Regions from separate parts of the Mus musculus genome. Here region 2 is linked to region 1. A link is a contact called in ENCODE Hi-C data. All regions are on one chromosome and are shown on one strand. The core of a region is the stretch at or near the end of the contact, and the rest is flanking DNA. Distances in the headings are between cores, read along the strand shown.

What was found. A loop is a pair of places that touch in the nucleus more often than their neighbours do.
Region 2: a map of heart shows a loop between it and region 1 (2.9-fold over the local background). The contact joins the enhancer-like site here to the promoter of Mn1 in region 1. A Hi-C loop is called at or near these places in 6 of 37 maps with a recorded cell type or tissue (Patski, gastrocnemius and heart).

Annotation. Positions count from the first base shown.
Region 1 is chr5:111,415,838-111,419,283 of GRCm38, forward strand. Mn1 (meningioma 1) reads left to right here and starts at 1,463. Exons shown (of 3, transcript NM_001081235.2): 1 at 1,463-1,826; 2 at 1,982-3,446. The coding sequence starts at 2,329.
Region 2 is chr5:111,797,899-111,801,758 of GRCm38, forward strand. It overlaps Gm36535 (a long non-coding RNA gene), which reads left to right. Exons shown (of 2, transcript XR_003955955.1): 2 at 2,973-3,860. Among named protein-coding and RNA genes, the nearest start is that of Gm36535, 6.5 kb to the left of the region's middle. Within about 2 kb of position 1,798, at least 1 of the 3 ENCODE cell types and tissues checked has a DNase peak (open chromatin) inside an H3K27ac peak, as active enhancers do; it is heart, where a contact is called at or near this core.

The DNA.
Region 1 (3,446 bases), core at 213-2,712:
GCGAATGACACGGTAACTTTTAACTCATGCCCGCGACAGTGGAGTGCTTAATCTGAGGTTTTTAAATAAAAAGGGCTCCGGGTTGGTTTTATTATAACGTTTATTTCATTTCAGATTTCATGCGTAATTTAGCAAACGCTAGACAGACTTGGGCGATAAACACTTTCTTTTGTGGGGGGGGGGAAGGCATTTTTATACACCGTGCTTAATTTTATTTAGATTTAATAGCGATATCGGGGGCACTTCAACGAAAGTTTTTTTTTTTTCTTTTCCCCTCTTCTTTTAAGAATCCTGGCTTGCCAGCAAAATTGTCTCGCTTTATTTCATGACAAGGAAAATTAAAAGCCTTTCCGCCCCTCCTCCCCTACTTACACTTTGAGAGGAAAACTCGCACACGCATGCTGGCGCTTGGGTGCGCGCGCGTCCACAGAATAAACACCTCCACCTCCTATCACCTCCAACTTCTAACTTTTAATTGCAAGATAGATTTCAGCCTCTACTCCGTGAGGAGTAGAAAGATCTAAACAATTTTAAGTAAGATTATTGGGATAAATATTCCATATGAAATAGGGTAGGTATTAAATCACTCTTATTGATTTTAGTATCACAATCCAATTCCGTTCTTTGACCTCTTCAGTTTAATTGATCTTTTAAGGAGGCCAACTTCGCGCCCTTCAGGGCCTGGGCCTGCCTGCTTGTGGCCGCAGCAAGGTGTCGCCCCCACCCCCGCCCCCACCCCGTGCGCCCTTTGCGCGTCGCTCTCCTCAGGGTTTCGCATTGTCTCGCCTCGTCGCTCCCGCGCCGGGCTCACCCGAAGTGGCTCCACAAAGCGGCCGAGGGTGCGTGGCTTCTTCCCGGTGGAGCCAGCGGCAGAGAACCGGAAGCCGCGGACGGTGGGAGACTAGGGAAGGAGCGAGCCAGTCTCTGGTCGCAGAGACAACCTTACTTCGTGTTTCCCCTCGGCGATCACCTCGTGAACTTGCCAGGGCCGGCTCCCTGGGGCGCTGCCCCGGGCTGCAGCACAGGCGACACTTAGCGACTTTCCCTGGCGCGTCCGGGGACTCTGCCAGGCTACCCCATTGTCTGTGCGCCCCGCACAGCTCACCGCCCACCTCCCCGCCCCCTGCCCACCCCGCAGGTCGCGCTGGCTCCGGTTGGGGGTGGGGAGTTGAGAACAGCGTGAATGGGAAGGGGGCGGACAAAGCCTGGCTCCCGCCGTCGTCCTAGGCTCGCGCCCTCCCCAGCCGGGGGCACCTGGGGCGCACCCCCAACGCCGTAGCGCCGGACCCGGAGTAGCGCGGGTTGGTGGCCGGGCCTGCGCAGCCGGGACCCGGGACCACCTTAAGAGCGAGCCCCGCCCCCGAGCCCGCTCGGGCGGCGCTGATTGGTGCAGAGGTAATGGCTGGAATGGATTGCTGAAACGCAAAACTTGTTGCTGCTTCTCCCGGCGCCGGCGAGAGGCAGACGCGGAGCGGAATCCCGGACCTCGCAGCGCCTCGCCCGCCCCGCGCGCCCTGCTCGCCCGCGCGGCCCATTCCCGGGTCCGAGGGGACCCGTGGAGTGCGGAGGCGGGAACCACAGCTTCGGAACCGCCGGCCCCACGCCTCCCCTCCCGCGCGCGGCCCGAGACTCCCGCGAACTCGCGCGGCGACCGGCGATCGAGCCCGAGCCGCGGAGCCGCGGAGCCGCGCGTCTCCCGCAGCCTGCGTTCCCGCTCCGGCGCCCGCGTCTACTGCTGTGAATCCAGCACCGGCGATGAGGAGCGGAGCAGCCCGTCTTCCGAGCCGCTGAGGCTTTCGCCGCCGATCGCCCGCGGCCGACCGGAGGTGCGGGAGCCGGTGCGGCCCGGGAGCGGGGACTCGGGGCAGGGGAAGGACCAAGGGGCTCCGCTACGGCCCCAGCCGCCGCGCCGCGGACTCCAGAGGTGATCATTCTGCTCTTCCGTCCCCTTCCCTCCCCCCTATCTAACTTTTTGTCTCAGCTCGTCGGCCTCCAGGTCTCCTCTCCGCATACCCACCCGCGACCGTGCCATCGACCCGGGGCATGGGCCCCCCGACAAGGCTCCAGGAGGCGCCGCGGCCTCGCAAGACGTGAGAGGCCCGCTTGGGTCGATTTCGAGGTTCCGAAGAGCAGCGGAGAGAGCTCCTAGCCAGCGCCCGCGCGCTGGGCCGGGCGGCAGTGAGCGCTGCGCCCCGCGGTGCAGAACGTCCCGGAGCGCCGGAACCTCGGCTGAGGCGAGTACCTGGCCGGAGGCGCGCGGCGGAGCAGGCTGTCATGCCCTATTGATCCCCTCCCGCCCCCCCCCCGCCCCCCCCGCCCCCGCCAAGTATGTTTGGGCTGGACCAATTCGAGCCCCAGATCAACAGCCGGCACGCTGGTCAGGGCGAGGGGAACTTTAACGAAGCCGGACTGAGCATGAACGCCCACTTTAAGGCTCCTGCCTTCCACGCCGGGCCTCCTACTGGCCCCGTGGACCCTGCAATAAGCGCTCTGGGCGAACCCCCGATCTTGGGCTTGAACATGGAGCCCTACGGCTTTCATGCGCGCAGCCACTCCGAGCTGCACGCAGGGGGGCTGCAGGCGCAGCCTGTGCATGGCTTCTTCGGCGGTCAGCAGCCTCACCACAGCCATCCCGGAGGCCATCACCCGCACCAGCATCACCCCCACTTTGGGGGCAACTTCGGTGGTCCGGATCCAGGTGCCTCATGTCTGCACGGGGGCCGGCTGCTTGGCTACGGAGGTGCAGCGGGCGGCCTGGGCAGCCAGCCTCCCTTCGCAGAGAGTTATGAGCACATGGCGGAGAGCCAGGGGCCGGAGGGCTTCGGCCCGCAGCGGCCAGGAAACCTCCCGGACTTCCATAGTTCGGGCACCTCGGGCCACGCCGTGCCTGCCCCGTGCCTGCCTCTGGACCAGAGCCCTAACCGGGCTGCCTCTTTTCACGGCCTGTCCGCCTCTAGCGGCTCGGATTCTCACAGCCTGGAGCCCCGGAGGGTGACGAACCAAGGAGCCGTAGATTCCCTGGAATACAATTACCCGAGCGAGCCGCCCTCAGGACATTTTGACATGTTTTCACCCTCTGACTCTGAAGGGCAGCTGCCACATTATGCTGCGGGTCGCCAGGTTCCCGGGGGCGCTTTCCCGGGTGCTTCTGCCATGCCTAGAGCCTCAGGCATGGTGGGTTTGTCCAAAATGCACAGCCAGCCACCCCAGCCGCCTCCACAACAGCAGCAACCGCAGCACGGAGTGTTCTTCGAGAGGTTTGGCGGGGCCCGAAAGATGCCTGTGGGTCTGGAGCCTGCAGTGGGCTCCAGGCACCCGCTAATGCAGCCTCCCCAGCAGGCCCCACCACCCCCGCAGCAGCCGCCCCCGCAGCAGCAGCCGCCGCCACCGGGACTTCTGGTTCGACAGAATTCTTGCCCTCCTGCGCTCCCGCGGCCCCAGCAGGG
Region 2 (3,860 bases), core at 548-3,047, 380 kb after region 1:
CATCCATCCATCCATCCATCCATCCATCCATCCACCCATTCATCTACCTATTCTATCTATCTATCTATCTATCTATCTATCTATCTATCCTATCCTATCCATCTATCTATATCCATCCATTCCATCTATCCACCCACCCACCCATCCACTCACCCACCTATCCATCCACCTATCCATCCACCCATCCATCCATCCATCCATCCATCTACCTATTCTATCTATCTATCTATCTATCTATCTATCTATCTATCTATCCATCCATCCACCCACCCACCCACCCACCCACCCATCCATCTATCGATCTATCTATAACCTGTCTACCCACCTATTACCTATTTATCATCTATTTATGTGTTTATCTGTTGATCATCTATGTGTTTATCAGTCGATCGTCTATCATCTATCTATCTATCTATCTATCTATCTATCTATCTATCTATCCATCCATCTATCTCTATCATCTACCTATGTATTTGCCTATCAATCTATCAACCTATCAATCATCTATCTATGTATCTATCAACATACCATCTATTTATCTAATCTATCATAATGTATCTATTTATCTATTATCTATCTATGAATCCCTCTATCAATCTGTCATCTATCTAATCTATCATCTATCTACCATCTCTTCACCTATTATCTAGCTATCTATCCATCTATCCATTTGTCTGTGTCCACTCATCCATCCATCCATCCATCCACTCCAGAACAAGCCTGTCCTGTCTTCTGGTTCCCAGGGAATCCTGCTGTGTGTTCTCACGTGGCTCACTGTTTCTCTGAACTCCAATTCTCTCAGTATAGGTGAAGCTTGGAAACACTTCTACACACCAGGGCAGCGTGAATGTCTGTTAAAGACTGGCCGATATGTTATATCTCTAGACAGATAGTGTGAGTCTAAGTCTGAATCAGTAGAGGAAGGGGACCAGGACTCTGCCTTGCACCCACAGAAGATTCCAAAGTTTCTTTCCTCCAACATAGTGGGTTCCTGGTTCTAGTGGCTTGGAAGGTGGTGGGGTATCCTCCCCATGATGGACACATTTATACTGTGCCTTCCCACCGACCCCGGGGCTTCCCCAGCGGGCGTCACCTCCTACTTACACCCATGGATGGTCCTTATGGGTCCTTATACTTTGTTCTTCTCCATGTCCCAGCACCAGCACTCTCAGGGATGGGCTAGCACAGGGATATTCAACTAGGCCCCCAGACTGGCCCCTCTGATCTAATCCAAACCAAACCAGGAGAGCAAAACCCTTAGAGGCTGCACAGCCACGGCAGAGCCCTCGTATGGAGCTGCAGGCCTTTGGCCAGGCGCTCTGCCTTCCTTGCCTCCGATCATTCTGAGCCCTGAGAATGCTCTAGAGATGCCTTGGCTGTGCAGAACCTTTTGTAAATTGTCTCATTCCTAAGAGCCCTTCCTTCCTCAAGAGAGGGAGACAGGGGGAGAAAGGCAGAGGGAGAGAAGTGAGAGAAGAAAAGGAAGGAAGGGGTTTTTATCTGCAGCTTGAGCCTCTCCTTAGGATCAGAGTTTTGTGCACTGTTTGAATAAGGTCCACAGTTGAAGGTCACTAGCCATGCCTCTCCTGTGATGAGAGCCTGGCTTGGGAACCCAGTTCTGGCCTGTAACTCAGAGAAACCAGCTTTAAAAGCACGAGTCCAGGGTGGGATGCCTCCAGAGTATTGGCTGGAGGGACCCACTCAGGGACCCTCTCTCGGCAGAGGCAGCCTAGAGGGAGGAGAAGAGCAACAAGCCAGAGAAAGAGGCCAGGCTGGGGCTGGGACAGAGAGTCCTGAATCCCATCTCCAGGTGACTCAGTGCCTGCTTTTGACCTTGGCATTGACCTCAAGAGCCTTCTGCCAGCCTAGGATGTGCGTAGGAAGGTCTCCACACCCAGCTTTGGCTGGCCGCCTTCGGGCCAGGTCACCCGAGGCCAGGCTTGCCTCATCTCGGATTCTTTTCCTTCTCCACGCTGCTCTGTCCTGGCTGCTTTGCTCACTGCAAGTCAGCACCCGTCTGCCTTGGACTGGGTCATATTACAACCACAGCCGGGGCCCGGGGACCCAACCACGGTGTGCCAGAGCAGGTGGCTCGCCTGGGACCCTGAAGTGCACACAGCAAGGTCCACGTTCCTGAGTTTTGTACAAAATCGTCCACAGACTTTAGAATCCACCAGGACGCAGGAGTCAAGACAGCTGGCCTAATGCGACTTGAGCAGAGAAGCCCAGCCCTGCTCAAGACAGCCAGCCACAGGAAGTGACTGAGCCCAGGGCCTAGGCCAAGAGCCTTGGCAGGCCAGCTCTGCAGCCTGGGGAGTCACTGGGCTCCTCAAGTTACAGGAGCTGTTGTCATGGATACCAGTGGTTTTATGGTCTAGCAAGTGGAAACACAGGACACCCAGTTCCATTTGAGCGTCAGATCAACAGTGTAAGTCAACCCCTGGCCGTGCTTGGGAGACACTGATCCTAAGGGTCATTCTTTTCTTTTCTGGATTCTCACATACCAGGGTCCCTGGTGTTTGACCCATCAAACGATGGCCTCATTATTCTTGAAGGAAACCCCTTGAATGGAAGCATCCTCTCCCCTGTGATGTGCAGAGTCCCCAGATGTCAGGAACTCAGAGATCATTTCTCCTAGACTGTGAATGTTAGGTACCCAATACAGATGTCAGCAGTGTCTGTGATGTTGATAACAATTAATAACACTTGACACGGATGTTAGTGCTCATTCGCAGAGCGTCCGCTGTGCTCCAGACACACCCTTTGCTCAACTCTGTCACGTCTTCACTCAGGGACCCTGCGCATGGTGGCTGCATCCTGTCATCATGAACCAGGTTGTTCACAGGGCTCATTCGAGATAGATGCTACAGAGTGTGTGTCCCCCAACTGCCATGGTGGGGCGCTGTGCTGAGTGGCTTGTGAGGGTCACCTCATAAAGTGTCGACTGTTCTGTACACGGAAGTTATTCCTAGGTCATCGGGAGGTCTCTACTTTGAAAGTGGGGAAACTGAGTCTCAAGCTCGGGGACATCAATAGTCAGGAAGCTCAGATCCACAGAGAGAAGCTGGCTTCTGCCCGAGTTCCATACTCCTCTAGGCTTCTCCATCGGCCACATGGTAAGTTGGATCGAGGGTAGACAAGCTGGAGCTGTGCATGTCCCCAGCTGTGCCTAAGGGACCCTACTTCCCCTGAGAACAAAGCTATCACCAAGCCTGTCTCTGCTGCAGTTCATGTCCCAGCTGTGGCTCAGGGTCCCCCAATTCCCCTGCTACAGTGCATGTCCCAGCTGTGCCTCAGGGACCCCATGTTCCCTGCTGCAGTGCATGTCCCTAGATGTGCCTCAGGGTCCCCATGTCCCCTGCTGCAGTGTGTGTCCCCAGCTGTGTCTCAGGGTTCCCCCAATTCTCCTGCTGTAGTACATGTTCCCAGCTGTGTCTCATGGACCCCAGTTCCTCTGAGAACAGCATTATCACCAAGCCTGTCTCAGATGGGGTTGAGGTTTCCTCTGCACACAATAAAGGCCCTGGGACAAATGCTTTCCAGCGCCGATGGCTGGTGCAGTAGTGAGGAAGCTTAAAGGGCAGGGCTCTAGAGAGCTTAGAATAGTTTGTTTTTTTTTTTCATTGCTGTGAAGAAATATCCTACAAGAGCCATCAGAAGGAGAAGGGTTTTATTCTGTCCCCGATTGAGGACATCATGCCCATCAGGAAAGACAAGGCATGAGAAAGCAGACCACACATGGCATCCACAGTCACAAATGCTGGTACTCAGTTCAATTTCTTCTTTGTATCCAGGCCTGGATCCTAGCCCAGGGATGGTGGTTTTCACATTTAGAGTGTATCTCCCATCTCAGTTAACCT